Linked DNA regions of Mus musculus: region 1 is linked to region 2. Evidence: chromatin loops called from intact Hi-C (ENCODE). Cell type or tissue: left cerebral cortex. All regions are shown on one strand. Links, peaks and the distances in the headings refer to the core of each region. The heading gives the core; the rest is flanking DNA. Region 1 overlaps Gm32546 (a long non-coding RNA gene). Region 2 holds the start of Pak7 (p21 (RAC1) activated kinase 7).

Region 1 (15,738 bases), core at 3,762-11,761, 62 kb before region 2:
ATATTTAATTACTATATTAGACTTAATATCTTTAGTATAACACAACTCATTTAATTCACTGTTTACTTTGGCCTACACCAAACTCCATGAATGTTAAATATTAACTTCTAGAGACTGGGAAGCTACAGATGGTCTCTGCCCTGGACTATTTGATAACCCTGTCGCCATTAACCAGCTCTGTATATAATTAACAACCTTATTTTGACATTCCTTCTTTTACTGAGAATGTGTGCTTCAGGCATTTCCACTCTCCTTCAGCCCAGTGTTACCACCCTGTCATTTCTGGATGCTGCTATGGCAGACATACACACTGTTAATACTCATGAGAATATTGCATTTTTTATGTTTTGCAAATTATACGCTGGTGCTGTTTCTCATCTGACTTCACTTACGATCTGCAGAGTTCTTCCAGGCTTCACATTTTGCTCCTGGGTATGATTCAGGAGCAGCCTCTAATTACTTTGTTCTGTGTGGATCCCAATTTTTGCTAGCATTTTTGAGAGGTAAGAGTATGGCCCTTATTTTATGTTATGCTAGTTTAGTTTAAAAATCCCAATTTTGTCTCTTATTCCACTTGAATGTATAAGAGTTCTGATGGTAAAAATAGGGGAAACTTCCTAATAATAGCACTGTGGTGGTCAGGCACTCTGCTCTGTATTGAGCAAAAGAGGTCTCTAGTCATGTATTCTCCATTCATGTTGATTGCCTTTCGCTTTGAGATAATTTCCACTCAGAAGCTTTCTTCTGTTCTCATTTATTTTCCTGAAAGGTTTTCACAAAAGCCCATGGTTTGGGATCAAATTGTGGCCCTACCTCTCAAAAAATTCATAATCTGGATTTCTAAACTCTAATACCTGAGAATGCAATTGTACTTGGGGCCAGGATGTTAAAAGGTGTTAAAACGAGACATTGAGCTCTAATCTCATATGACTGGAATTCTTACAAAAACTGTAATTTTGGCATAGACACCTATGGAGGGATGAACACACTTAGGTCATCTAGCAAGTAGATAAGAGACACTTTGGAGATTATCAAACTTGATTCTCCTGTGATTTTAACCTTTAGCACTGACAAAATACATTTCTGTTCCTTAATTATCCTAGCCTCTAGTACTTTGTTACAGCAGCTCCAACCAGTTAATGTCAACATAAAGTTTAAACATCTATAAGCTTAGAATGCAGAGGTCCCTTAAGAAGAAAAATATTTAATATTCTGTTAATAATTTACTTAGCTTGAGTAAAGAATAAACATTGAAATGAAAAATTTTGGGAAGTGTATAGGGTACATTATTAACTAAGGGGCCATTATAAAACTATCATTTTCTAAGAAGAGCAAAAGAAAGACAAGAAATGTGAACAGCAGTATCAATGTACAGTAGACATCAAGTTTATCAGATATCCTGGCTGGCTCTGTGTATATTCAACAAGGTCTTCCTAAAAGGTTATTGATTAACAAGCTGTGTAACACGTAATCTGTTTACTATTTCTGCAAGTTGAATAGATGGTTTCCATGTTTCTGCCTATGATTCTTTTTCCGAATCTGGTCTACTGGCAGCCCAGCCTGTGGTTGATTTAGGGATTTAGGATGGCTCTGATCTTAAAAATCTAGCTCATATTGTTGTTCCACCTATAGGGTTGCAGACCCCTTCAGCTCCTTGAGTGCTTTCTCTAGCTTCTCCATTGGGGTCCCTGTGTTCCATCTTATAGATGACTGTGAGCATCCACTTCTGTATTTGCCAGGCACCGGCATAGCCTCATACGAGACAGCTATAACAGGGTCCCTTCAGCAAAATCTTTCTGGCATTGTGCAATAGTGTCTGGGTTTGGTGGCTGATTATGGGATGGATCCCCAGGTGGGGTCGTCTCTGGATGGTCCATCCTTTAGTATTAGCTTCAAACTTTGTCTCTGTAACTCTTTACATGGGTATTTTGTTCCCTATTCTAAGAAGGAATGATGTATCCACCCATTGGTCTTCCCTCTTCTTGATTTTCTTGTGTTTTGCAAATTGTATCTTGGGTGTTCTATGTTTCTGGGCTAATATCCACTTATCAGTGAGTGCATATCTAATGACTTCTTTTGTGATTGGGTTACATCACTAAGGATGATATCCTCCAGGTACTAATCAGTACCCCCAGAGCTCGTATCTCTAGCTGCATATGTAGCAGAAGATGGCCTAGTTGGCCATCACTGGAAAGAGAGGCCCCTTGGTATTGCAAACTTTATATGCCCCAATACAGGGGAATGCCAGGGCCAAAAAGCAGGAGTGGGTGGGTAGGGGAGCAGGGCGGAGGGAGGGTATAGGGAACTTCCAGGATAACATTTGAAATGTATATAAAGAAAATATCTAATAAAAAATCTAGCTTTCTCCTGTACTTCCTATATATGACAAGCTGTTGCAGGCTTGGTTTTCTAGTCATGGTCAGGATCTATGATTGTTAGGACCCAGGTTCAGAACTGACATTTTAAGTTTGCTGTGTTCAATCAGTCAACACTAACCCCAAGGCCATGGCAGAGTCACCAGCCTGGAGAATCTCACAGAAGAAATGCTACTGTCACCTTGGAAAGGGCGTGGGTAAGGAAAGCTCAGAGAATTAAGACCATTTTTGTTAGATTTTGTTGTTGTCTTACTACAGTTTATTATAGTAGCAAAATTACAGTAAGGTACAAGCAATAAAAAACAATTTTATGGTTGAAGGTCACCACAACATGAAGAGCTGAATTACAGGGTCACAGATTAGGAAAGTTGAGAATCACTGAAGACTAGTTTTGTAATACACTGCATTGTGAGCACAGTATACTCCATTTTGATGTTTTGAGAAGTTTTATATTTTAATTTTGTATCAGAACTTCCATAGTTACTTTTTATATATCCTTAGAAGAAAATGTGCTTTGTAAGGTGCAAAAATGTGGAAAATTAATAATTACATGCTTTAAATTCTCATTCTCTTTGGTGTCCACCTAATAATGTGCACAGTTATTTTAAGCATGTCACTGTTGCCTACAGATAAAGCCCGGGTTTGTTTCCCTAGAGGAAATGGGGCTTTGATACTTTATAGAGAGAAAGTTTTGTTAGGCTTTCAATGAGAACACAAATAGTTTCTCAATTGACATCCTGTCATTGAAACTAGGGAGGAAATGGACAGTACCTGTAGACAAAGTAATGAGACTGAACCCAAGAATGACCTGGCAGGGGTCACTTGTCACTTTTATCATTAGCATCAAGAGTTGCACTTGCCATTAATAAAATTTCAGAAGAGAAGTTTGCAAATCATGTGTGTACAGTGCCAGACTGTAACTATTTTCTTTGGGCCACACAGTCTTTATCATAACTACAGAATTCTGGCATGAGTAGTCATAACAATATTTAAATGAACGGAGAAAGCTATATTCTTGTATAATTTTATCTAGAAAATAGCTGGTAGGTCGGTCCTTAGGCTACATGTTTCTAGTTCCAGTTTAGAAGAAAATTCTTATGCAGTCTAGGAGGAATAAGGCAAAAAGAACAAAGGAGTTCAGAAAGTGAGTCCTGAGAATTGAAATGAAGTGAGAACAAGGCCAAGGATGGAAAACTAAGATGCCATTACAGAATGTAGACCCCAAACAAAGAACAACTTGGCAACTGGCTTACATCTAGTAGAAGAGTCTATTCAGCTCTCTGGAAGCCAAGAGACAGCAAACACTGAAACAAGCACAGAAGAGGCCTCATGCATTTGGTGATTATATCTGCCATTTCCATAGAAGGTAAAAATTACAGATTCTGGATTCTGCAAACTACAGTCTCTGGAAACACTAGGCCATGTATGATTTTCATGATAAGGCCTCTTGAATAAATAACTAATAATAGTTAGTTGAAACTTTGTTCACCTCAAGGATAATATTCTTTACTATGATGAAAATATAATAATTAACAGCACAATATTTAGCAGAACTTAAAAATATCTTAATTTGCTTTAATAAATATGAAAAGATCATGCAAGCATCAAAGACCTTTGGAAGGGTGGGGATCAGGATAGAAAGTAAATGTCTCTGAGGAAGTACAGTTGTGAGCCATCTTTTCAAAAACCTGGATAGACTAATGAATAAAATATTAAAGAGCATGCATTTGCACTTTATTTTTGGATGTGAATAACCATGTCTTATAAAACATAAAGGAAGATGATGCATGGACAAGAACGAGGTATTGGAAAGCAGGAGTCCTGGAAAATAATACAAATATATCCAAGGAATCTTCAGAGACATTCAATGTGAAGAAAAATAAATGAAATTATAAATCTAAAAAAAAAAGAAATCTTGCTAAAGCTCTTATGGAAGAAAGATAAAATCCAACCTTCTGGAAGGTTCAAGGGAATAAACCCCAAGCTTTAAGAGAAGCCTAGAACAGTGACTGCAGGCAGTCAAGGATCAAGGACAACTCCTAACTTCTAGAAACATTCTTATAATCAAGTTTGTTATAAAATTCACAAAGACCTAGAGGAAACTCTTGTTTACAAAATAAATAACCTTGACACTTTTGAATAATTGCATTGGGCAGCTGAAATAACTACCAAATCACCAGTGTGAGAAGATAAAATAAATCAGAGATGACAGATGATATATTTCTCCTGGATATAATCTTCGTTAACAATAGCTGGAAAGATTGAGGCCATTTCCCATCCACACTGACTGATGAGGTGTCAGCTGGTGCAGGCTGCAAGAACAAATAAAGGGTGTGAGGTTTCTCACTGGGCTTAGCCAAGCTCTGCTGGAAAATAAACGTAAAAGCTTTGCAGCACAATAAGGGGATATCGAGGAGCAGAAAGATAGTGTTAAAGTCGATTCAGCACGAAATGTATAGGTAATGAAAGGAACGTAATAAGCTGCAGGGGAGATGACCATTTAGAGGATTTGAGAAGATGAGAAAGAATTACAGAACACTGAGCTATTCATATGATATTCATGCTGATATGTCTATCTACTTAAGATAAAAATGAATACTAGCATAAAAGAGTAATCTTCAAAACCATAGGATTGTAAAACTAAGTTTGAGGAATACTGGATTCTAAAACCGTAAAAGAAATTTTCTAAGTCAGTGGGAAAACTGTACATTTCATTAGAATCACCAGTATGGCTTGTTGAGATGTGGGTAGCTGACCCCAGTCCAAACTTCTACATCAGATGTCTTAAGGAAATTACTAAACATTTTCATTAAAAATGCTGATGATACATGTGTGTGGAGAACCTTTTGGGGGTACCGCTTGGCAGGAATCTGACTTTGGCCAAGGACAAGGAAATGGGCTTCAGGCAGGAATGAGATATTAGGCCATGACCAGGAAGTAAGCTCAGGCAGGAATCTGACATCAGGGCATGATAAGAAAGTTCAGGCAAAAATCTAACTTTAGGCTATAATAGGGAAGTAGGTTAAGGCAGGAATTTTTATCTTAGGGTGGAACAAAAGAAGTAGGCTTTAGGCAAGAATCAAATCTGGGGCTTGGACAAGGAAGTGGGCTCAGGTATTTTGGTCATTCTTACAAGCCCTTGGAAACAACTGTCACAGGAGTAATCACGGGACTTTGCTTACTGCCTTGCTAGCTCCTTATTGTACAGCTTGCCCTTAATACTTGCATGTAATTAAAATGGTATAAAAGCAGATTGAAAAAAATTAAACCTGTCTTCAGTTTCAGAATTGGCTGGGATCATGCTACAATGTTGCCTAACTGTCATTTTTCCTTTTAATCCTTACTCCTGCTGTGGAGAACCTGTTGACTGAACACTTTTGTGGTGTATACTGGTGATGCTCCTGGGTCTGGGTTTTGAGAAAATGTTCTATATGGAATCCTGGTGTGTACTGGAATTACACAGACCTCCTGTAGATCTTACACTCAGAACCTATGAGTGAGGCTCAGGGACTATTGCTGTCTGAAGTATTTCATGTGATTGTAGTGCCACAGGATCTGCGAACCTGCAGTTAGCCAGCATAGTGCTTTCAACAGTTGCCTGAAATTACTATAGTCATCATTAAAGACTTTTTTCATAGACATATTCCGAAACGATCAAGTCCAGTGCACAGGCTTCTCTGTTGTCTTGGAACAACTTCTGATCTATCCATGGAACAGAACCTTTTTTGACCTGGATTCTGGTGGTGTTTAATTGAGAAGCTTGAGGAGTCGCCCCTAGGACAGAGAAAATCTGTAATTCTAGCACTAGAGAATTCAATCATCCACCTTGCCTAAGAGCAAAGCACAGCTTGCAAGTATCAAATTCAGTACCTTTAGATTCTTGTGACAATAACCCTGTTAGAACAGTTACATCATTTTTGAAAGGTCCCTTGTGCATCTTCTTAGTCAATTATAATCTTACCCAAAGGCTGAGAAGTGAGACCTGTCTTTACTGTCACCACATATTAGTTTTTACCTGTTCTTCCAGTGTCTAGAAATGTTAATCTAGACAGGAACTTAATGAACCACAAATCTGAGAATAATTTTCTGTTTTCCTATGAGCATTTATTGAGTAATTAGTGCTGCCTTAAAACAAAGTAAAATGTCACTTCTTGACTAGATCAATGTTGAATCATTTCCATTTAGTTTTTATAATATAATTACCTCTTGTCTATATGACCTATGCTTCAGTAGCTCTGAATAGTTTCAAACTCTCTATATTATCTTGCTTTCCCATTCATTCCTATTATTATGTGTAATATAAAGTATGTATGGCAGAATATTAATAACTAATAATAAGGTGAAACAACTATAATAATATACTATAATAAAAGTTATGTAGAAACAGTATGTCTGTCTTCAAAACAAGCTCTAAAACTCTGCAACTATGGATTTTGTAATTACCAGGCAGGTAGTACATATTCTGCTCAAAAGGGTGATTCAGTTCTTGATGATCTGATAATTTCCAGGTAGGACAGAAATAGATTACCTGGCATTTCACTATACTAGAGATCGAATGCAGTTTAAAACACACACATTATCTATTGCTGGATTTTCCCAAGTTTTCAATCAAAGTTGACTGCTGGGAGCTGAAACCAACGAAATGGGGACTGCAGATGAGGTTGATGACTGTGTACTTCAGGTTTTTTTAAAAAAAATTTCTTATCACAAATATTTTACGATTGTGATATCAAAAATTTTTGGAATGAAGAAGTTTAAATTTTCTTCTGAAGTTCTCAGCATGAAACAATTTCTCAAGATGCAAAAATCTGTGGATTATGATTAAAAGAAGTAATCTACATACTTCAGTCTGTGTCAGAGCTTGATAAAAATTCAAAGACTCAGGTCTTGTTCCACTTCAAGAAACCTGGTGAGTCATGTTCTGTATTAATTCTGTAGGCAGCCACGGAGAAACTACAAAATAATTAAGTGCAGTGTAATTGTCAGCAATGCCCAAAAGGTGGCTCTCTTGATCACACTAATGAACCTGAACCAAGCTCCTTTTCACAAGGTATTGCCAGAGTCCTTATGGAAATGAAGGCAGTTAATTAGCAGAATGGTTAAAATTCCCTTTCTCCTTGAATGTCTTTGAACTTGTGACTCCCTGGATGAACATGTAGGAATTCTCATTCCTGAACTTTAAAACTTGTCTTAACTTTTTCATTGTTTTTGTTTTAACGTACAAATTCCAGTCTTTCTCAGGAAGAACTCAGGTGTGTCTACACAAAATGATCAAATTGCTCCCTGGATCGTCTTGCCTTGACTCCCCCAGAGGGTGAGGAACTGATGCACTCTGCTCTGGTTTGGACTTACAGGGACCGAGATCCTTAAAGGTAATATTGACAATGATGTTAAGAACTAAATGGCTCCCTCTTCAGCCTAGTGTTAATACATCTGCTCAACTGCACTGGTTCTGACCTCAACATTGGCTCCGTTCGCTGTTCACTAAGAAATAACAAGCTATGTGGAAGTGCTCAGTGTCTTCCATTGTATCAGTCAGTTATTGCTGCTTCTATATCAGCATAAAATAACAAAACACTTGTGTACTAGACCAATATTTAAATTATTTTCTAATGTAGTAATCACATCTGATCCATGGAGGATATGTTCAAGCTAGTGACAATTAGACACACATTACAACCTTACCCCAGTGCCCCAGTCCAGAGCAGTAAATTCTATAGACCTTTGGTTCTAGGTAACATCCAAATACCCAGTTTAATTTGTAATTGTTCCCAGTGCCAGCCATTTCCAAATAATGTCTACGGAACGTAATTCACGAAGCAAGTAAACATCCATGATGCCCACTTTGGGTGGCGTGACAGCAGAGCTGAGAGGAGAGAAAGGACATGGTTTAGACTAAGTTGAATCAGGTATGAATCAACTCATCTCTCCTGTAACTGAGTGTTCCATTGCTATCTTTTCAGCTCACTCGGCTCAGCCTCACTCCGGTCATCTACTTAAGGAGTCATTTTTTAATTATATGGATAATGTATTCGGAGAGGATATTCAAGGTCATAAACAGAGCTCCCAGATATTGTATAACCCAAAATGAGGAAGAAAGTCATTTGGGGGAACATTCTGTTGGTTAGTTTTTGTTTGGAGTAAATTTACAGAGAAATGTAAATGCATGGACTTTACAATGGCTTTACTCTTCTATGTTAGTATCATGCTCACCTCCTGGGCATCTTCTCCTGGCTTTGGAACACACTCAATTGCTACCTTAAGCCCTTAGCTAGTGACTTCCAGGAGTCTGTATGAAAGCTGGGATTGTTTACTTGTTCAATTGATTGGTTTTTGCTTTGGGCACAGCAGCTGAGATAACTCAGATAAGTCTATCTTTTAAAGTTCCTTCTCAGGACGCACGATAGCTGGAGTGATGTACTGACAAGATGCCTCCCAGCCCCTGTCTCACTCTCCCCTGGCCTATCAGGGCTCGGAGCATCCTATTCTCTTTCCAGCCCCATGTGTGTTTTGACTGATTTGTTGGTTTGTTTATTTGTTTATTTACCGAATCTAGAACTTACCATATAGCTCAAGGAGCTACGTACTTCATGTTGCCCTTGAACTCACCATGCCACCCAGGCTGAGGTGGACATTGCGGCAGTTTTCCTAGCTTAGCCTCCCTTGTGTTGGGATTGTGGGTGTATGGTGTTGTACAGTATAAGAGAGACTCTGTTATAATATCCCCATACATCCATAAGATGTGGCTTCATCATGTTTAAAGATCTATTATTCTCCATTGCCAAAAAAATCCGGAAAAAATAACAATAAAAAAATAACAATATTCCCTGGGTGAAAAGAAGGAGACGCGTGGTTAATGCATTTGGACCATCCACTGTCTGCAAGTTGATGTGTGTACCGGGGCACCCTCTCCAGCTGCTGTAAGCATTGCTAATGTGCAACTCAGTTGCCCTCTTCTATGTACCCTTGCACATAGCTGGTGACCTACAGTAGGTTATAACTCTCTTTTCTGTAGGTAGAGGAGGGTATCAGGGATATCAAGGTCATCTCGTCATGCAAGATGGCTGCTGGAATGGTAAGCCATCAGCGATGAGAAGTAGAGAAAAGAAATAGTCAAATAGTCAGGAACTCGACAAGAAAGTACTGTTCTAGTAAGATGCCACTCTGCTCTCCTCAGCTCTCTTTGTCCTTTTTCAGGCTCTGCGACGCTCTTTGCCTGTGGTTGGCTACACTCTACCCTCTGGCTGCATCAGTTTCAAGAGAGGCATGAGTGTCAGCTAGCTATATGACTACTCCAAATCATGCTGCAGTTCCAGTACATGGAAAAAAGTGGATAATGGACATTGTGCGCCAATTTACAACCTTTACCCATGCAATGTCATCTAGTCTATTTAATTCTAAATTTTCTCCTATGTAAAACAGGGATAACAGAGTTGAAAGTATTAAATATAGGTACAGTGCCTAAACAGCATTTGTGCTGTTTGGTATATGTTAATTAATATATGAGGTATTGATATTATTACTATTCCTGCCCTATTGAGTGCTTCATAGTCACTGGAAAAACGAGATGAAAACAAGGTATATAAATGATGGTACAATTTGGTATAGAACTGAATCCCTAAATCAACAGAGTCAGTGGGTCCTATAGATGTGAGCACAGTTCACCAGGAAGAGAGATTTAGCTATGCTGTGCAAAGTAGGTGGAATATAAAAGGAAGAAGTAATTAGGAGTCCTGAAATTTCTTCAATAGTACTTTTCAGAAGAGTCTTTTCATGCCTGTAGTTCAGTTTGCTGATGATAATTCATTTACATATTGCCACTTGGGGAACTATATTTGCATTTCAAGTCAACGATCAGCTGTTTTGCAGTAGAATTTTTTCCCCTCCTCTTCTCAGTGAAAGTAAAACAGCTTCATCCAAACAGGGAAAGACTTGGTGGAAGCTGGCCACGGGAATGTGGCTAAACTCAATCCACCAGAAACAAATGGACCCATCCAGAGCTAGGTCAGGGCTTCTCAGCATGTACCAAATGGAAGCATTAGAACCACCAGGTGTTCTTGTGATGCACCCCAGACCTGCTGGGGCAGAGTTTGCATTTGATCTGGATCAGGGAGCTCAAAACCAAACCCATTTGAGCAATGAAACCAATCCGTTTGCAAGCTGGGAGAAGTCTCTCTGAAAACAGCAACTGTGTGTTTTCTCAAATGTCTCCCCACTTCTTCCCCCTGAGAAGGGCACCACGCCCTTTGATGAATTTCAGCATTCACTCTACCTATATGGCTCTACTCCTGAGCTAATGAGGTCTTTCATCTTATGACAGCCAGCCCCAAGCACAGTTCATTAACCCAAACAAGCCTCCATACTCTCTGAGAGGAGCATGTCTTTTGGAGAAAGTTCATTCATTATGAGTAGGAGAGATGCTATATCCTTCTTGATAGTTTTCTCACTACTTGTATTATCTTCAATTTAAGTTGTTCCAAAAGAAAACATTTAGGTTTCTTATTCATTTTCACATTTATTTTAATATGGCAAAATCATTTACAAAAGTTGCTTAAACTAGCACCTCTTAATGGAATTAGATCCCAGCACATAAAGGTCCTACAGGGGCCATTGCTGGATCTCCTCTTTGTAGTATTGACTATCTATTCCTTTCTCGTATAACTGAGATACCTTTGTGATGCCTGACTTTCCCATGCACACGCATTACATGTGACTACCATGTAAAACAAGGGAGGCAGCCAATGCCAATAGGCACATGTAATATTCACCATTTTAACTGCTCTTCAGTGAATGGAAGATTCTCTTTAACAAATGACCCTCTTAGAAGCAGCATCTACCTTAGAGTATGTCTACCAATCAAAGCACATTAGAAACCTCAAGGCAACACAGCTTATTTAGAAGAGAAGATTCTAGTGGAATAGGGGTCTTTTGTATGTAGAAACCAGAAAACTAGCTTAAAAATCGTAGTCAGGATGTAAAATGAGAAGCATAGGCAAAGACAATCAGACATTAATAATCTGCCTTTGGTGGAAGCAATGTAAGGATAGACTCTGTGATACCCTAGAGAGACTTTGGAAGTAGGTTCCTGAGAAAGAAAACAATATGGATCTAGTAGCGAGAACTGAGGTACAGACCAAAGCAGAAAAACAAAACAAAACAAAGCCAGGCATGGTGGTGCACACCTTTAATCCCAGCACTGGGCAGGCAGAGGCAGAAGGATTTCTGAGTTTGAGGCCAGCCTGGTCTACAAAGTGAGTTCCAGGACAGCGAGGGCTACTCAGAGAAACCCTGTCTCAAAAAAACCAAAAACCAAACACCAAACCAAACCAACCAAACAACAACAACAACAAAAAACAGAGGCATAGTGCCATTCAGAGCTGGATAGAGATGACTTGTTTATGAGAACAGGGGTGCTATAAACATTTTAAATCTCTTTTACCTAAGGTCAGAATTGACTTTCAAAGATTTAAGGTAGTCAAATAATTCCATATCTGAGAAAAGGATGTGAACGGAATGAACAAACCAACCCTTTTCTGGCAGTACTTAACAGCCATAGGATCATTAAAGTAAACATCTTCAACTGGTTTCATGCCAAGAAAAGAGACTAGACTCCCAAGACAAAACATGTTTGGATGCTGAAGGAATCTTGAAGGTGAAAATTGATCATACAACACGGTTTGCCAGTTCAATGCAGACAAAGGGAAGGAGGAGCCGAAGTAGGATGCTACTCATCCCAGGCTGGCATGGAGGCGTAGAGCATATGATTCACTTTCATGGTATCATGGATTCAATCCCAAGTGCTCACATCAGAAATGGAGATTTGTTTTCTCTGGACACACATGAATACACACAAACATACACACATGCACACACACACACACACACACACACAAACACACACATGCACAAACACTCTCTTTCACACATTATTCTTTCTCACAAAAACTCTTCCTCTCTCTCTCTCTCTCTCTCTCTCTCTCTCTCTCTCTCTCACACACACACACACACACACACACACACACACACAAACACACATATACACATCTAAACATGAGCTTGCTCAAAACTATGCAGACTATGCATGATAATAATGCAGCTGAGTTTCCCTAAACAGTATATGCCTGAAGTAAATGAATATCAACAGACGTAACAAACAGCTCTGGAAGAAAACAGCTCTCACCAGAAGAGAAACCTGCTAGTGCTGATTATTTCTCATAATTAAAAACAAAACAAAACAAACATTATGACCTCATTTATAGAACGAGTACAATACTTTAGTAGCTCTTTACACAGTTCATTTTAATGTACTTCTAATGCCTTTTTAAACTTCATAACTTATACTTTTAAGATGCTTCTGAAAATGGTCTAATTAATTTTTAGTCCTGGGAGATCCTCAGTTTCTCCCTGTGAGAGTGTTGCTAAAAGCTGAAGGAAGAGGTCTACACACACCCACACCTTCAGCACTGTGCACACGGCTGCAGATTTTGCTAATTTTGTATCTTCTTGATCAGTCATTTAAGAGAAGATGTAAAAATGTGTTTGAAAATTAATTTTTGTTCACAAATTAAATAATTACCTGTTTTGAAACACACAGATCATCAGAAAAGATGCCTCAGTTGTTGATTCTACAAGCAAATAACTATTAAAACATCCAATTAGTTTTTATACCTAGTGAGACTTCACTGGAGAAAACTGTTTTCCTTTGTAAGCAGTTGTCACTTAGAGATAGCTTCTTGGTTAGGGATGAGAGCTCTTGTCCACTTCCCGATGTAAACCACACTTAAGGACAGGCCCCATACCCAGACCTCACCTAAAGGCCTAAAGCCCTCACTAGAAACTCACTTTGGCCATTTGTAAACTAGGCATGTAAGGCAAGCACACTCCATGGTAGGATTTCACAGGAGGCATCGGCTTCTGATCTGTCACTGTCACCAGTGGACTTCTTTACTCAGTTTTCTGTGTTAGTCCTAGGAGGATATTGAGAGACCTAGGAAGCAAAACTGTCCCCAGAACTTAGAAGGCCAACAAAACTCAGGAGGAGTGTGGAGATACTCTTTGTTGTTAGTTTGGTTGGTTGGTTTGTCTCATATGGCTCTGTTTAAGAATCTTTTACCTTACTGTTCTCTTGTTTGCATATTATGTTCCCAATTTTGTGGTATGTGTGTTTGTGTGTAGGTGTGTGTTTGTGTGTAGGTGTGTGCGTGTGTGCCTGTGTGTGTCTGTGTGTCTGTCTACCTGACTGTCTAACTATATACATGTGTTTCTTGTGCCTTTCTTTTTCTTTTTCTTTTTCTTTTTCTTTTTCTTTTTCTTTTTCTTTTTCTTTTTCTCTTTCTTTTTTAAAATTCTGGTAGATTTGTTAGTATCTGCTTGTTTTCTTTTTTATTGGATACTTTATTTACATTTCAAATGTTATCCCCTTTCCTGGTTTGCCCTCCGAAAAACACCCCTCCACCTTCTCCCTGCTCACCAACCCATCCACTCCTGCTTCCTGACCCTGGCATTCCCCCTATACTGGGGCATAGAACCTTCATAGGACAAAGGGCCTCTCCCCTCATTGATGCCCGACTAGGCCATCCTCTGCTGCATATGAAGCTGGAGCCATGAGTCCCACCACATGTTTGTGTTTTCTTTGGTTGGTGATTTAGTCCCTGGGAGCTCTGGGGGTGCTGTCTAGTTCTTATTGTTGTTCCTCCTATGGGGCTACAAATCCCTTCAGCTCCTTCATTTCTCTATCTCCTTCATTGTGAACCCTATGCTCAGTCCAAGGGATGGTTGTGAGCATCCACTTCTGTACTTGTCAAGCATTGGCAGAGCCTCTCAGAAGACAGCTATATCAGGCTCATGTCAGCAAGCTCTTCTTGGCATCCACAACAGTGTCTGGATTTAGTGATTATATATGGGATGGATCCCCAGAACGCTTGGAGTTGGATGGGTGGAGAAGTGACCATAAGGAACAAGCATACAGTATCTTATATAATAAGCAAAGATTTTTCTATTCACGATTTAACCGTCATTACCATCATTATTAACTTTTTACTTGCAGCAGCATGAAACTTTACATACTTCTTTTATTTTAGGACTTATAATAAAATATTTTCCGCATTGACTTGCTGCTACTCTTCCTAATTGTCACTCCATTATCTTCTTAACCCAATTCATTCTTGTGCAAGCACTTTCTTTCTTGAATTATAGTATTATTGTGATCATTTTTGAATGTCAGAGTTCTGAAATGAAAGACTGTCATATTTGTTTGTCTATTTTCTAAGGAAAGAGAGAAGAATGGAGTTGGATGGGCGGGGAGATGAGGAGGATCTAGGAAGAGATAAGGGAGGGGAAACTGTGAGCAGAATCCATTGTATGAAAAAAATATTTTCAAAAAAAGGCCTTTGTAAAAAGCCATTGATTACAGAGCAATTACAGCGGGGTATCTGCTGTAATCCAAGAAAAGAAATCGTTATAATCCAAAGGGAAATGAACCAATTATTTATGTAATGATCTATACCATTTAAGAAAAGTTAAATGTTTATTTTAGCTAAGAGAATTGAGGTTGAATTCTTTTTTTTTTTTTTAAAAAGGAAAACGGAGACTGAAAAAAACTTTAAAATTGGTTAAATTTGAACATAACATGTGCAATTTAATCAAAATAGAAATGCCTATATGTATATTAACCCATGAGTGCACAGTAAAGCTCCTAGATCATTGCCTGCAAGGGCCTGTAAGCGATGATATCCTAGTTGTAAATTGCACATCTAATGTCCAGAACTTAGAGCGTAGATATCTTCCAATAAAATCAACCAAAGACCCTTATGACAGTGTTTCTCAGAACTCTGGCATAAAAATGATTATAAAAAAATTGTAATTCAGGGAAGAAAATGTTTGCAAAAGAATAAATTACAAAGGAAAAGAAACTAAACAACTTAGAAACAATTGGCAAAAGCAGCATCAAGGTTATAATACAATATTTTTGATGTGAAAATATTGTGTTATAGTCTTCTAAAATAAAATTATATACTGACATAGTTAATAATAATGAAAATGACTGTTAAGTTGTGAATAGAAAAACTTTTCCTTATTATATAAAATACTATGTACTTCTTCCTTATAGTATATAATAGTAGTAACAGACATTTTACATAAAATATACTCTTTTAAATTTATATTATACAGTTATACATTAAAATAATATATCACTGTAACTAATAAATATAAAAAATGAAGAAAATATGAACTCACCATTATGCAAATAATCATTTGAACAGGTAAAATTTACCAGAATATATTAAAATTAATAGATTAATGTTTGAGAAAATGCTTGTCTAATCTTAAAGTATCTCTTTCAACATAGCTATTGTTTAAGGAG
Region 2 (15,738 bases), core at 4,576-12,575:
CCACTCCTAGGGGCTAAGAAATAAGTCTTTCCTGGAAGGGTTATATGCATCACACATTAAGCATCTGCCACATCGAATTTACTTATTTCAAAATCACCCAGGGGTTCTCTTGTGAGTTGGTAGACACGAAATACGGGCAGTTTAATTTTAAATAAGCATTTAAAATAAAAGTTTGATGCACAGAAATTTTATAACTACTTATAATTCTTTTACACATTTACTCAAATCCATTAAGAAAAGACAATAGTTTAGTGCTGTGATCTTTGCCTATAGCACATATTTTTTCATCTCAAAATACCTCCCTTTGATTCTCATAAAAAAAATCTGTGAAATAAGCTGACCTCACGTCTGTATTTTGCAGATAAGCAAAGTTGTTTAGGAGTCAGAGATGGCATGCCCAAGTCACAAAGCTGCCCAGTGTTATTCACCTTAATCTTGCATGTCGAACACTTCAACCTTTCCCTCTCTCAAACACTTAAATTTATTATTGTATCAGTCTTGCTGTTATTTAAAAGAGATAAATATCCTCATGATCTTTAGAGACTTTTCAAATATTATATTATTAACGTTTCTAAAAATACAAAAATTTGTTCCTGTCATGAGAATAATAGAGTTTTTACACTGTATTCTGCCATGCATAGATGGTCATGTGGTACCAGGTTTCGATCCAGGCAATAGCTTTTCCTTTAACTCACAGTTCCAGAAGAGAAGCTGCTGCCTCTCATCTGTTTTCTCTGAATAATTCCTTCCTGAATCTTCATAGGACTAACTGGTGTTTTCTAGAAAGGGGGAGAAACATCTGCAAGTCCTTCTTAAAGGATACTTGGGACTTTAGGTGGCATCTGTGAAGATATTTTTAAAAGAGCAAGCTAAAATGAGCACAATTTGGGCTTAATGGACAGGGAACCTGGTACTGGGTGTGAGCATGTGATATCTGCTTCAAAAGCGATCAACTCTCTATTTCTCTCTCAACCACCAGATCTGTGCAAAGCAAGAGGGGGAGCTGTGTACCCCAAAGAAGTTGGTTATGCACTCCGCAATGCCAGCTCTACTACATGAAAGATTTTCATGGCCCACACATGACCCAGTGACAATCCAGAGATACCAGATGAGGTTATAATTTATCTACCATCTTTGAAGAAAGAATTAATGATGTAGGAATGTTTTAGGGGACAGTCCTGCACAGTAATGTTGAAAATGTTCTTCTTACAGAAAAGTCTGGTACTCAATAGTGTGCAGGGATTTCAGTGGGATAGAAACACTTACGTATACTTGGCATATTATATATACATATTGGCAACTTTTACACCAGTCAAAGGCCCTGTTTTCTTGACTGCCTTATCTCATATGTTCTAAGCTGTTAGACATAGGCAGTGAATGTTGCAACTTTCTCAAATGCTCCAGAGTGAGGTTTGACCTAAAGCATTCAAGTGGGGGTTCATACAGATTTTACAGACTCATGGCCTTGGAAGTACACGGGTTTCCTTTTGAGCAAAAGGATGGAGCTCACTAAATTAGATAAAGTAATTTCTTGTTGCTTGAGGCTACTAGCCCCCAAGACACAATTCTAGAAATTTAGCTGCCTTTAACTTCTAGAGATTCATCTCTACAGTGATTTATGTCACCATTCCTAGAAATGGAGTTATTATACAAATTAAGGTTAATTTCTGAACTCTTCTTTCTGATATATCATTGTCTATTTTATATGCTGGAACCAAAATGTTTCCATGTTGAATCTTTTAAATAAGGTGTCTCTGAGGACCTGAATATGGAGTTGACCCTGTAGAAGCCAACACTCCCTTTGGCTTCCCCAGTACAGCCCTGGTCTTTCTCTCTGGGCAGTTTTATGCATTTGTTTTAGTGCTAGTTACCCTCATGTTACTATTCTGCTGGTTTATGTTTGTTAGTTGTTCTTTCTCTGTACAGTTTTCCTAGGTAGTCTTGATGTTTTAGACATCACTCTGTCTTTGACTTTTCCCTGTCTCGTTGCAGTTATTCCTTGTATCACTTAGAAACTTAAACCCTAGGAGTGTCTGAGAGCTCGTTTGTTTTTGTTTTTTATTTCCTATTCAGAAATTTATTTAGTTAAGTCATTAGTTACAGTACTGGGGATTCATACTCAGAACTTCCTGTACCACACAGCTGGGTGTACTCATGCACGAATTTTTATAAGCATCACCTTCTTCATCTTCAGCATTTTATAACTACCACATTCTGAATCTCTATACTACTAAACCATAGATCCTCAATTCTTCTTTCCCACAGCCTCTGTTAATCTTCAATCTACTTTCTGTCTCCATCAATCTGACTAGGTATTTAGGTATCTCATATGAACGGAATCATGCAGTATTTACGATATTCTATTTTTCTTACTTTGTTTTGTAGAATGCTTCCATGGCTACTCACTGCTGTCACATGTATCGGATCTTTTGCGTGTTCAGGACTGAGGAATGGGACCATGTCCGTTCATATCACAATTTTTGTATTCATGCATCTTTCTGTGGACATTCAGGTCGTTTCCACTTTTTGGCCTGGTGCTATGAGCATTAAAATGCACATCTTTACATCTCTTTAAGGTCATGAATATATAACCCAAAACAGAATTGATCAATCCTAGACCAATTCTGTTTAAACTGTAAGGAAACATACCATTAATTTTCATAAAAATGATACAACTTAGTATTTTCACTACTGTTGCACAGGCCTTCCAGCGTCTTCACACTCCCACCAATTATTCTTACATTTTGTTCTGTTTTGGCTAATGGATTTTAGTTTAAATTATTTCATATTTTGGTCAGCGACTTTGAATGCCACTTTAAATGCTTATTAATATCTACGTATCATTTTTGGAAGAATCTCATTTTCTGCCCCCCTTTGAATAAGTTTTATGTTGCTTACTTTAAGGGGTCTTAGTCTGAATATGAATCTCTTCTTGCATCTATGATCTGCATGCAGTTTCTTCAGCTTGGTAAGAAGATTTTTCAACAATGATTGTGCTCTTTGGATAGAAGATTTCCATTTCCATGTTCTCAAGTTTAACCAATTTTCATGTCTTGCCTATTCTTTTGGTGTCACATTCAAGAAACAGTTGCTAAATCCAAAGTCGTGATTTCATCATGTTTTCTTCAGTATGTTTTCTAGCTTTTACTCATTTGTGTCTTCTACATACTTGCTCTAGAGTTCTATTTCATTATTTTGCATGTGGGTGTTCAGCTTTCTCAGCAGGATCTGTCAACAAGATTGCTCTTTTCCTCTTCCGTGGTCTTGATACCCTTGTTAACCGTTACTGGACACATGTACAAGAGTTTATTTCTGCATTCCATTCCACTGGTCTAGATATTGGTTTATATGTTCTCTTTAATTGTTTTGGTTACTAGAGTTTTATTAAGTTTTCTAACCTTGTTCTTATTTTTCTAGATTGTGTTTGCTATTTAGGATCTCCACAGACTTCTACAAAATTTAGGATATTTTTTTTTCTATTGCTGTGAAAACATTGTTCAGATTTTCTTAGGATGACTTGTAGATTGCTTGGAGTAGTCTTTGCATTGTCTGCTGCTTCATGAACATGGATTATCTTTATATTTCTTAATGGGTCTAGTCTTAATTTCTAAGTGTCTTATTCTTCTTGAAACTACTATTAAGCTGATTGTCTTAAAAATTTTTCCTTTTAAGTTGTTCACAGTCAGTATATAAAATACAACTGACTTCTATGGGTTAATTATATATCCTGAACCTTTTAGCAATTGTATTAATTTTAAGGTGTCTATATGTCTCTGTGTATATGCATGTGCATGTGTGCATGTGCATGCACACCTTAAGATTTTCTATATATAAGATCCTACTCTATGAAAAAAAAAGTTGTTTACTTTTTTCTTTTTTCCAATTCTGGACTCTAATCCTCCTGGCTGTCCACACAGAATTTTGAAGTAGTAAAATTGATGTCTTTGTTTTCATCCTTTTGTCCCGATCTTAGAGGAAGATGTTCACTATTTCAGCTGCGCATGCTCCTAGTTATAGGAGGTTCAAGCTCTTCATTGTCCATGCACATCTTCTTGGTGCAGCAGCATATGGCAGGAATGCTGTTCTCGGAATGGCTTCTCTCAGCTGTTAATAGTAATAGTTCATGCTTGTGTGAGTCTATTTCTGGGTTTTCTATTTTGGTATCTAAATGTCTCACATGATTTTCTAGTTAAGACAACTACAATCTCAGTACTGTTTAGTCTAGAACCTTTATCTTTCAAAATACACTTGAGATAAAGTTGTCCAGGTCACCAAAAATTTTCAATGTTAATATAGAAATGTCACTGAAAATGTCACTTCATTTAGTATAAAGAGTACATTTTTTTTGACTAGGTTGAGCTTTCTAATATATGAATGTACAATATCTATATATTGGGTCTTTGATTTCATTAGTATGTTGTAATTTAAGAATATTAAGAATATGAGCCCTGAATGATTTTATTAAATCGTCTTAGCATTCTGTTGTTTTTGTTATTGTGTTTCTCATGTAATTTTCTAAATGTTCATGGTTTATATCTAGAGATACAGCTAATTTGGGGGAATGTTACAGAATTTACCTTTTTGTTTTAAGAGCTGTCTTGGAGCTTCCTTGTTAGCTTTTCAAGAGCACAATCAGTGGAATGCATGTAAAAAGTATTTTACTAATTCCTTCATAACTCGGGGTCTTTTATTTTTCTTGCCTAATTTCAGTTGCTATAATTTCTAGTAATATGTTGAAAGAGATGATGGATGAGTCTCTTCTTAGTTTTCCTGAATCTTAGGAGGAAACTATTTTTACTTTCTTTTTTAAATGGCAAGTTCACTAGAGGTTTTTTGTTGTTGTTGTTTGTTTGCTTTTTTGTTTGTTTTTGTTGTTGTTTTTTGTTTTTGTTTTTTGTAGATGCCTTTTATAAATGAGGCAATTCCCTCCCTCAGTTCCTGATGAGTTTCAAGTCTTTATTCAATAATGGGTATCATTTTTTCAAATGCTTTCCTGTATAATTTGATAGGATTTTTGAGTTTGTATGATGGATTATATTGATGCCTATTTACATATTAAGACAGCCCTGAGTTCCTGACATACATCTATGTAGAGATAATATATAATTTTCTCTATGCACTGTAAGATTCAAGGTAATATTTTTTTCTTGGTGTTTGGGATAAAATGTGTGGTGTTATAAGTGTTAGCTAAAAGCTTTTAGTACCTTCTTCATTTGGGTGGGAATGATCCTTTAAGTCACTCTTTAGTTCAGACAAGTTTTGAATTCATGATTCTCCTGTCTCAGCCTCCTGAGTAGCTGGGACCATGGACCTGTACTAGGATACTCAGCCCTTCCTGCAGCTCTCAGGAATGGTTGTTTGTAGGTTTATAAGATATATTGTTTAGAGGACTTCTCTTCTACTAAGTTTATTTGGTTTTGGTGTCAGGGAAATTATAGCCTCATAAATTAGTTGAGCCATGTGTTCTCTTGCTTTCTGGGAAATAATTGTGTGAAAATAGTTTTTGTTTTGTTTTTGTTGTTTTGTATTTTACACTACTTAGAGCGTTTCTCTAGTGAAACCATCTAAGCCTGGTAGTTTCCTTTGGAGCAGATTTTCATTTATGATTTTTTTCTATCAGTTGTTTCATGGCTATTCATGATGGCATAATTATAATATAAAATTATATTATTCAGATTATATAGTTCACTTTGGCAGTGTGTGCACTTTTTATTGATACTAAAACTACAAGTAAACTTCATCTTAATAAAATATTTCCTGTCATTTGCATCTGTCCAAGTCCACATAGGGGAAAGTAAAGAATAGAAAATATTATGCCAATGGCCATGGGACAGCAATCCAGTTGGTGAGAGGTGAGGTAGGGCTATTTGAGCAGTTTCAAGCATTGATAAATTTATTGACTTTAGTCATATGAATGGGAAAAATAGGATTTGATAGGCCAAGATACATATGTCCTTCACACTTAGAAACATCAGTGGAGAACAGTGACCATCTATCTGTTCTGTGATCTATTTTTTAAAGATTTATTTTTATGTGTATATATGTGTCTGGATGCTTCTTTGTGTACCAGGTGGAAAAAGGCACCACTGATACCAGAGGAGTGTGTGAGATCCACTGGAGTCAGAGTCACGTACAGCTCGGACCCACCCTATACAACTGAACCTGGGACCTCTGGATGGGCAACATGAGTTCTTAACAGCTGTGGCAATATCTTTAGCACCAGCTCCTGCCATGATTCTGTTTTGATATATAAGTTACTTCAGTGAAAGTAGTGTGTGAACAGATAAGCCACGGGGACAGGAGATGATAAGCATCTACTATTCACTAGCAAACTGGCCCTGTTTTATAACCGACTTATTCAGTTATAGGATCAGACACTATATTCTCATAAGGACAATCTAGAGATCTCTGAGGATGAAGAAGGATGTGGCTCTCTCAAAACCAAGATTAAAGTCTCTTGGTTGGTTTTGTGAATTGATTGGTTTCATGTGGGCAGTGACTAATCTCAATATTACCGATACCTCCTGTGGTCTTTTGCTCTCAAAAGACCAGTCAGTCTCAACTGTCAAGCCCAGCCTTGACATTACATCGAACCTCTCAGGTTTTGTCCCAGGCTCAGAGAAGACAGGTAGACAGTCAGGATAGACTGGTTCAGGCTTGAATTGGACAACAGGTCAACAACAGGTCAACTGACTGAGCACGAGTTTCCTAGTCTCAAGTATCAAAGCGATTGTGAATTGATCCAAGAGCCCATCGTCTCCGAAACTCCTAATTCTAGATCAAACTAATGGTTTTATGCTGTCTTCAGTGTGTGCCCTACAAAGCCTCTTTCCAGGAAAGGCATGACATCCCAGGGGACATCCTCCCTTGAACCGCTGCTATCATCAAAAGCTGAAGGTAACTCCTTAGGCTGATAAGTCCATTGCTGATTAAAGACTCCATGACCAATTAGAGGTTATAGAAGATGTTTCTGGATTCTTGCACCTCCTGACCTTTCAGAGGACCAGCCGAATGGCACGGGGACTTTCAGGACCAGGCAGTTGAATCCAAATCTGTATTTTAAATCAAAGGCTCATTAAAGTTTGCGAAGCACAGGACCAGGTGATGCTAAAGAGACTAGCTAGCATACTGATGTAGTGCGGCTTTGCAAAGGTCCTATAGAAAATTTGGACAAACTGGGATGTTCAGGGAGGGGTATGCGGGAGTAGCCCGCAGGGGGATGGTAGAAGGAAAGTGTGATCCGATTGGCTGTTTTCTCCAGCTCGGGCGTGCAGACACTCCCTCCACACTCCCCCTTTCACCCCCCTCAATTGCTACAGCTTTCCTACAGCGGGCTGCTCCTAAAACCCGGAGCAGCTGAGTGGTCTCAGCGGACAGTCCTCCTAGGGGCGAAGCCAGGCGGCTTGGGCATGCTCAGTAGCTGGGAGAGGTTTGGGAGGAGAGTAAAAAGCTTTGACTCTGCCCCCACCCCCTCCTCTAGCCCCCGCCCCCCTTGCCCCTTCCCAGCCGTAGTAGTTCCCTGGCGTGCGCCCGTGGAGAGCAGGAACATGGCGCTTGGAGCGATATAACAGATGTAGCAGCAGCGGAGAAGCAGATGAGGTACCGCGACTTCTCTGCTGACAGCCAGCCACCAGGTAGGCAGGAGCACCGGGCAGGTCGGCTTATGGGTAGCGGCTCCAGAAGGGGCGCTTGCCAAGATGCGCACGGTTGCTACACCGGGCATCTGGCTTTGCCTAGAGAGGATGCGAAAGGAGACCTCTATGACAGCACAATTGATTGTGCATCTCCTAGGAGATGCCAAAGGCTGGGGACCTCTGAGAATGGGCAAGGGATCCAGGGTCCGCCCACTCCCCAACCCCCAATCTTTGCGATATCATCCAGCTTGGGCTCTTCACCGGTCAAATAAAGGATAGCGCTCTTATGCTAGGATGGAGGGCGTAGGAGATCACCCTGGATGCCAGCTCTAGGAGTCTGCTGGTACCCCGAAAGGCTAGCAAGCCCAGCAGCAGTTCTTTGTGTATGCACTCGCGCACGCCCTGCCGGTGATACGACAGTGCCTGCTGCTCCCAGGGAGTGCTGGATGCATTGCCAGGGCAGGGTTCCCATATGGTTTTTGTCTTTTAGCAGGTGTGGACCACCAGATGCAATAGCGGAACCTTTATGGGACTGTGTTTTCCTTTGTTGTTTGTCTCTGTTCGCTTAGTGGGTTGCAATGGATTGGGAAAGAACTTCTGCTTGTGAACATTGGTGGACAGAATGTGGAAGAGAATATCACTTCCAAACTCTGGTTAAAATTCTGTACAATGTCAGTCTCCTAGAGGATAAACTTGGAAAGTCTCAGGACTGTCAAGTGTCCAGTTTAGGGCACAAATGTGAGCATCCGTTTTGAAACCGAGTGTGTCTGGAGCTTTCCATTGTGATAGGGTAGAAGTTAATTTGCCAGCATTCATATCTCAATTAAGGGAGCCCTAACCTTTCAAAGAACTGAACAGATCTTTTAAATATTAGAGTAGTAAAGAAAAAAATGTCTTGGCCAATAATTGATAACGACTTGGAAAACTGGATACACTTCTGGGGAAATAGGTACTTCACAAAACATCAGAGACCCTCTTGTGGCATTTGGTGTAAAGGCAGCATCTTTAATTTACAGATGGACACATTACTCCCTGAAGAAGTCCCTCCTACACAAGCCTTCTTAAAGTTGACATTCTGCAACAACAGATGTGACACCTTACAGTTGTATCTGTTATGATTAGCAGCATAGCCCCCTGAGAGGGAGGAAAGGTAAATTTAGAACACACCTTCATCCCCTGTTTTATCTTTTCAGGCTGGGCATCTGTCTGTGAATATGAAGTTTAGATACTTTCCTCTGCACTTACACTATTTATTCTTATGATCTCCTTAGGTGGCAAGAATGAGTCAGTATTGTGATAATGAAACAGAGACTGCAGGAGGGAAATGAATTTAAGTAGAGTAAAGCTATAAGTGTCCAATCTGATAACACCTTGACTTTGAATACACGTGTGCAAAGCAGAACTTCTAATGAAAGCTGTAGAAGCTAATGGCAAGTTCATTGACAATACTTGTAGTAGAATAAACTTCGTGTTCCTCTGTGAATAAGAGATTGATTGTACTCAGTCCTTGCAACTTATCATTTAATTAACAAACGTGAGTTTTGATTGTAGGCATTGAAAGCCGAGGTTGCCAATGCCTTTCCTACATCCTCAGAATATGCTGCAATGGACAGGCACCAGAGACAGATGTTCTGGAATACAGTGTCATTTTAGTGATGAGATAAAGCTAAATTTGAACTCTGGTTCCTCCGTATTTAGGTGTGGGATTTTGTGGAAGTGATTTAATGTATCAGCAACAAAGACTTGTGATTCACAAAGCAAAGCCCACATAAATGGATAGATGTAGACATTAATAATAATACAAAGAAACTGGGCATGGGGAAATCTCTTTGAGAAGGACATGTATGTGTTTGGAACCCATGTTATATGTATTTGCTATGCAAGTCAAATTCAATTTACTTTTACTGAAATACTCCAAATTGTTTTATTTCTTAGCACTGACATAGCCATACACCCCCAACTTGGTAGCTTAAAGAAGTAGAAATTTATTGATGCAGATCTGGGTATTTTCTGTCTAATATCTCAGTGTTAGCATGGCAATCCTCTGATGCTCTTAGGAGAAGGTGATTCTTATAGTCTTAGACATACCTTACCCCAATCACGTTATTCTGTTTCTACCTTCATGTCCATGTGTTCTCCTCTCTGTGTCTGTTCTCCTGTCCATGTTTCAGTCTTTATGTAAGGACACTGTTCCTATATCATTTAGAGCTAACTATAGCCTTGTCTTAATTCAATTACAACTGCAAAGATCAGACTTGTAAAGTAGGTCACATGGACAAGTTCAGGGTTGTCATTGAGTTTAGGGGAGAGAAAATTTAACTTACTTTACTAACTTTTCTAATAACAATGATAGGATCAATACTATGCCATCAAGTTTCAGAATATGAAGAATAGTATGGGTTCAAAAACCCTGCTGGCATGGGATATTTAATGTAACTAACTTATCTGAATTTTGTGTTCCCAAGTGTGACAGTGAAGGGAAGGGTGATAGACACGTCACCATGAGTCACTTACATGAAAACTGAAACAAAGTGGGACTTAGGCTTTCTATACGTGCTGAGGAATTTCATACGTCTTCTCCCTTTTGGGCTATATTACTAAGTCAAAACACATCATCATCAACAACACCTACAACATAACAGCAAAAAAATGAAAATCCTACACCTTTTCTTCTTTTTAATATATTTATTTTTATTTATAGATATACATTTTATTAGCTCCTTGAGACTTTCTTATATGCACATAATGTATTTTCTTCTTATTCACTCTGTCACTCCTCTATCTAAATCCTTCCATGTTCCTTCTAAATTTATGCTCTCTCTCTCTCTCTCTCTCTCTCTCTCTCTCTCTCTCTCTCTCTCTCACACACACACACACACACACACACACACACACACACAGGGATAGAGATAGACATAGAAACATAGAGAGACAGAGATACAGGGACACAGAGAGAGACAAGAGAGAGTTTGGGCTGCCTATAGACTCATGGGTTTAGGGCCATCCAATGGAGGGTGGTATTTATAAAGCATGTTTGTATATGTATATGTGTATGTGTATGTGTATATGTATGTACTATGTGTTTCTGTGTGTGGGATGTATGTACATGTTGTAGCACATGTGAAGATGTCAGAGGCCAACTAGCAGAAATAATTTTTCTCCTTCTCTATGTATGTTCCAAGGATTGAATTAAGGTCATTAGGTCTGATGACAAACACCTTTTACCTCCTGAGTTATCTCAACTGTTTATAGCTCTTCTTCTTCTTCTTCTTCTTCTTCTTCTTCTTCTTCTTCTTCTTCTTCTTCTTCTTCTTCTTCTTCTTCTTCTTCTTCTTCTCTTCTCCTTCTCCTCCTCCCCTCCTCCTCCTCCCCCTCCCCCTCATCCTCATCCTTATCCTCCTCATCCTTCTTTATCACTTTATTTTTTGTGGGGGATTTAAAAAATTAGTTCTCATGATTTCTAATCATTAGTTCTTCAAGAATTCCACACACTGTCTTTTGACTATAACCAATCCTCCTAGATCCAATCCCCATAGCATTCCCACTCAAATTTTTTGTTCCAATTTTTTTATAACCCTTGAAGTCTAATTTACGCTGCCTATATATTGGGTGTGTTGCTGTGCATTGGAGAGTTTACAGCTACCAGACACCACACCATTTAAGAAAACTGCATTACTTCTGTCAGCAACTGAGAGTTTCCAATATCTCCTCAGGCAGGGCTGGGACTCTGCCCATTTCCCCACTTCATGGCTTGAGCGTTTGCAGGTCTTGTTCCTGTTGCTGCAATAGCTGCAAGTTCATAGGTGCAACTGTCTTGTTGTGCCAGGAAAAGGGCTGTTTCCTTGTCACTCACAGCTTCTCTGTTCCCCTTCTTCAATGATTACTGAGTTTTAGGAGGGTGATATCTGGTCCTGGGTAGGAAGGCAGAACAGAAGGTATGGGGAGGAATAACTAGCATCAAAGACCTTCTAGAAAAGTTACACGAAAACCCATTACTTCCTAAACTGTAAACACCACATCACAACACACACACACACACACACACACACACACACACACACACACACTCACTCACTCACTCACTCATACACAATGGACTTACTTTATATCAGGGCAATAATGCACCTACTAGGTACCATAGGTTAAGAAACAAGGAGAACCCTAACAGGATTATCTCTACTGGATTTTGTTGTCCAGTAATGTCACTTAGATTCCCCTAATACCACAGCTTTGCTTTGCTTTTCTTATTGTGATAAATGGTATACAGTTTATGAAGATCACTTAAGCAGAATAGCAGGCATCACCTTTGACACTTCCATTTCCTTTGCCCTGAACAGCCCAAAGTGCCACATAGTCTTAAAAATTGAAGCTTTGGTATCTTTTTCTAAAATACATGTTGCCATCTCTGACACTACTATAAAAGACAAAGCCATATTCTCTTCCCTAGATCATGAGTACAACTTCCTAAGAAGATTCTTTTTTCTTGGTTGTTCCCTAACCTATTACAGAAAATAGGGTGATATCAATTCCTTGCATAAAATTCTACCTAGACATTTGTTACAGTTTCCAGAAATGATAGGGATGGACCAAACTTGTCCAGCTTCATTGTGGGCATCCAGAAAATCTAGAGATGGACCGTATTTATTCAGTCTCATTATGGGCATCTTGGATCTGTCACCTTGACCTGCTGTCATAAGTGTCCAATATCTCATTTCTTTTGCTCTGCAATTCAACCTACTTTACCTCTTCCTCATCATCTTAGCTCTCGCAATACTTTTTTTTCTTGTCTTTGGTAATAGTTTCTGTCATAATTTATGTTTACCTACTTGGTCTTTTACTTCCTATGAATGTCCATTAATTTTGTTTCTTGTATGCAGAAGTTGCTTAATCTGTGTCTGATGGATGAGTGAAGGAAGGAGTGCTCTGAATCATAGCATTTTTCTGTACTAATTTGAAGACATTATTTTTTTAGAAACTTTTTCTTACTAGTATGAAAAGAGCAGTTTAGAACCTCATTCTAACTTTAAAAGAGGAGCATTCTTGACTTTAATAAATGCATTTTCTAAGAATCCATTTTAAGCTAGCTAACACTTAACTGCATATGAGTATTTGCTAGCAACTGAGAATTTTGGAAAACTACATCAATAAATATTTTGCAAATATGTGTCACATGGGTGTGATGTCATGCTCAGTCTCAGACAACAGCAAACCAGGTCTTTAGCCTTCTAGAAACTAATAAATAATCACATTATGTGACAATAATACAATTAATTACTGATATTGGATTGTGCACCAAACTCTCTTAAGATCTTCCTCAGAATCTTCACTGGGATTATCCAATCTTCCCAAGAACACATCACATGACATATATCATTAGTATGTTGATGATTTGATAAATCTATCATTAAGGAGTCTTTCAAGATAAGACACTTATGCTTAGCAAAAGGAAAAAAGGATGTTTTTTTCTTTTTCAGAAGAATGTGCAGTTTCTGAACCAATCTATATGAGCTCTGTTTTTATTTTGAAACTACTTTGCTCTTTGTTGTTGGGATTGATATAAGAGAGGAACTGATTTTTATTTGAGAAAAAGCACCTGGTATATTCCAGTCAAAATTTTTATATATGCATGCTTTTGTTGTTTAGTTTGTCTTACATAATTCTTTTGTTTGGGAAACACTGTACGCTTGAGAAAAGTCAGCACAGTGCAGTGTAAGAATCTGCCACATTCTTTTGATACCTAAAGTAGCTGTAGGTTCACATCCTTTTTATATCCTCTTGAAAAGTTATTCTATAAAATAATAAAATATCATTTAATCTGTATTCATAAATGAAAATTTTCATGCAAGTAGCCAAAAATCAGAGCGTGCCCTGATTTTTTAGTTATAAGTGATTGGGCCAGAGTTGAATGAATTAAAACCCAAGAAACTAATTAAATGACTTAAGAAATATGGCTGATTATAAAATACATCTCAAAAGTGAAAGGCTACACCAAATATCACCACTTTATGATGAAGACATATTGAAAAATCATACTATTCATGCAGCCATGAGTATATAAACTATTTATAAAAAATAGGAATTGTTCATAGGTAGATTACCTGGGTGTAAAAAGGAATATGTAAATATTTATGCAGAAATCTGTGAAATTTTTTTCTCAAGATGCATAAAACTAAGAAACAAGGAAGGAGAAAACCATTCCTTATTTGTGCTCAGAAACATAAACATTATGAAATAGTGATTCTCCTCCCAAGTCTATTATATAGTTTTATTCCTTCCCAAATCTATGATACAGTTTTTATAGGGGAATTAGTAGAATGCAACCAAATGGTTCTATCATCATTATCATCATCATTATTATTGAACATATTATTTTACTATATATTAAAGTAGAAGATAATTATATCAAAGGGGGGTGGCTGGGCCTGCAGGACTGTTGTGGATGATGGAAGTAAATAGATACAAAAAGACTAAAGGTACGTGAGGATACTCAAGAGTGTGTGATTATGGTCAAGTGAGGATCATAGATGTGCTTGAAAGTCATGGCTATTATAGGTAGGTATATGCAGAACGGAGTAGAGATGGTTGTTTATTTTCCTCTACTGAAATAACGTTAAGTACACAATAACAGCATGGTACAATTAAAATAAATTATAAATGTATCAGTTCAAAAGAATAGCTTGGAAACAGGCTCAAAACAGTTTTAGAAGAAAAATGGAGAAATCATTAAAAAATTCAACAAACAAACAAACAAACAGAGTACATGATAAAAATTTCAAGGAAATAGACTGCTTCTACAGAAAACATTAAGCTAAACACCCCTGCTTACATGACACTCCAGGGTAAATTTCAACTATATTGAGACGTGTATAGGGAAGTTGCAAAGCAAAGCCATAAGAAAATACATAATTATCTTCATGTGAAGGAATTCTTAAATATAAAACCACTGAAAAGAATCACAAAACAAAATATGGATTTAAATATGTATTATGTATTTTTTGTAGATACACACATTTAAACTATATGAGCAGTAGTGATGCCAACCATGACAGTTAATAAAACAATACCCTGAAGTATTATTGCAAAAGTTCTAAATGATCGACATCACCCTTGTTGTCCAAATAGCTAAACAAATAATTCAAAAGGAAGACATATAAAAGTCAAGTGGAATTATCTATTTTGTTTTCCTGCTATTAATAATAGAAATGCAGATAAAAATAAAAGTGAGATGTGTATCAAATATTAAAATTGTAAAAAATAACAGCACTACTGACAGAGAAGCGTTGACAGAGCCATCCTCATTTGCTTGTAGTTGGAAGACTACATGAAGCCTTCTGAGAGATGAGGGCGAAAATATTTGAAAGGCTGTTAAAGATTCATATTACTTGAAAGAAACTTCTTGTTTTAATTTGTATCTCGTCTTTGAGAAGGAAGTAGATGCCAACAATGTTTTGGTAATAGATTATTCATTATAGTGTACATCAAAATTAGCAGAGCATACATAATTAAATGGCAAAGGATGATATCAACATTTTAGGTCTTATAGATGGTGGGCTACTATGTAGACATCGAATGTGATCATTGTGAGGATCATGTAATGACATAATTGTACATCGAATGCTCAGGTAACTTTACTGCATATAACACATGAATTTATGACACTGAAATATTACGTAGGTTTATAAAAACATTGAAAGAAAACAGAAAGACAGTCTCTGGCAGGTAGAAATATTGCTTTTTTCTTCTCCTTGAATACCTTTCTGAAATTTTTGAAATCATAAAACAACCCACTATTTTGCAAATGTGATGATGATATGCACTTAGGTTGTGATTATTCATGTCACAGCACCCATTGATTATCTGTTGTGTCAGGGACTCTGCCAGGTGTATCAGCAATGACTCTAAGTTTGCATGCAAATGAAAGAAAACACCTAGCTTGAGCAAAAGAAATCCATGAGCGGGTATCAGAGGTCTAGGAAAACTGGCAGGGTTGGTGAACAAGATGTTTCTGTGGGTAAAAGGTGCTTTCTGCCGAGATCTAGGACCTGAGTTTAAGCCTCTTGATTGCTAGGACCCGTGTGATGAATGAAGGGAACCAAGTCTGGCA

The links. Peaks named below come from ENCODE experiments on the same cell type or tissue, not always from the same donor. Only the 100,000 strongest peaks of a DNase experiment are listed, where the experiment ranks them.
Region 1: a loop joins it to region 2, with 2.1 times the contacts of the local background. A loop is called at or near these places in 3 of 42 quality-filtered maps.

Annotation. Positions count from the first base shown.
Region 1 is chr2:136,441,101-136,456,838 of GRCm38, reverse strand. Gm32546 (a long non-coding RNA gene) reads left to right here. Exons shown (of 6, transcript XR_866766.1): 4 at 7,607-7,747; 5 at 8,151-8,284; 6 at 9,573-11,579. Among named protein-coding and RNA genes, the nearest start is that of Gm32546, 37 kb to the left of the region's middle. In left cerebral cortex, for the core only: a CTCF peak has its summit at 7,366; DNase peaks (open chromatin) are centred at 7,369 and 10,316.
Region 2 is chr2:136,379,550-136,395,287 of GRCm38, reverse strand. It overlaps Pak7 (p21 (RAC1) activated kinase 7), which reads left to right and starts at 7,321. Exons shown (of 10, transcript NM_172858.2): 1 at 7,321-7,634. In left cerebral cortex, for the core only: a CTCF peak has its summit at 8,022; DNase peaks (open chromatin) are centred at 7,988, 8,916, 10,122, 11,334 and 2 more places; H3K4me3 peaks cover 3,426 bases; H3K27ac peaks cover 2,818 bases.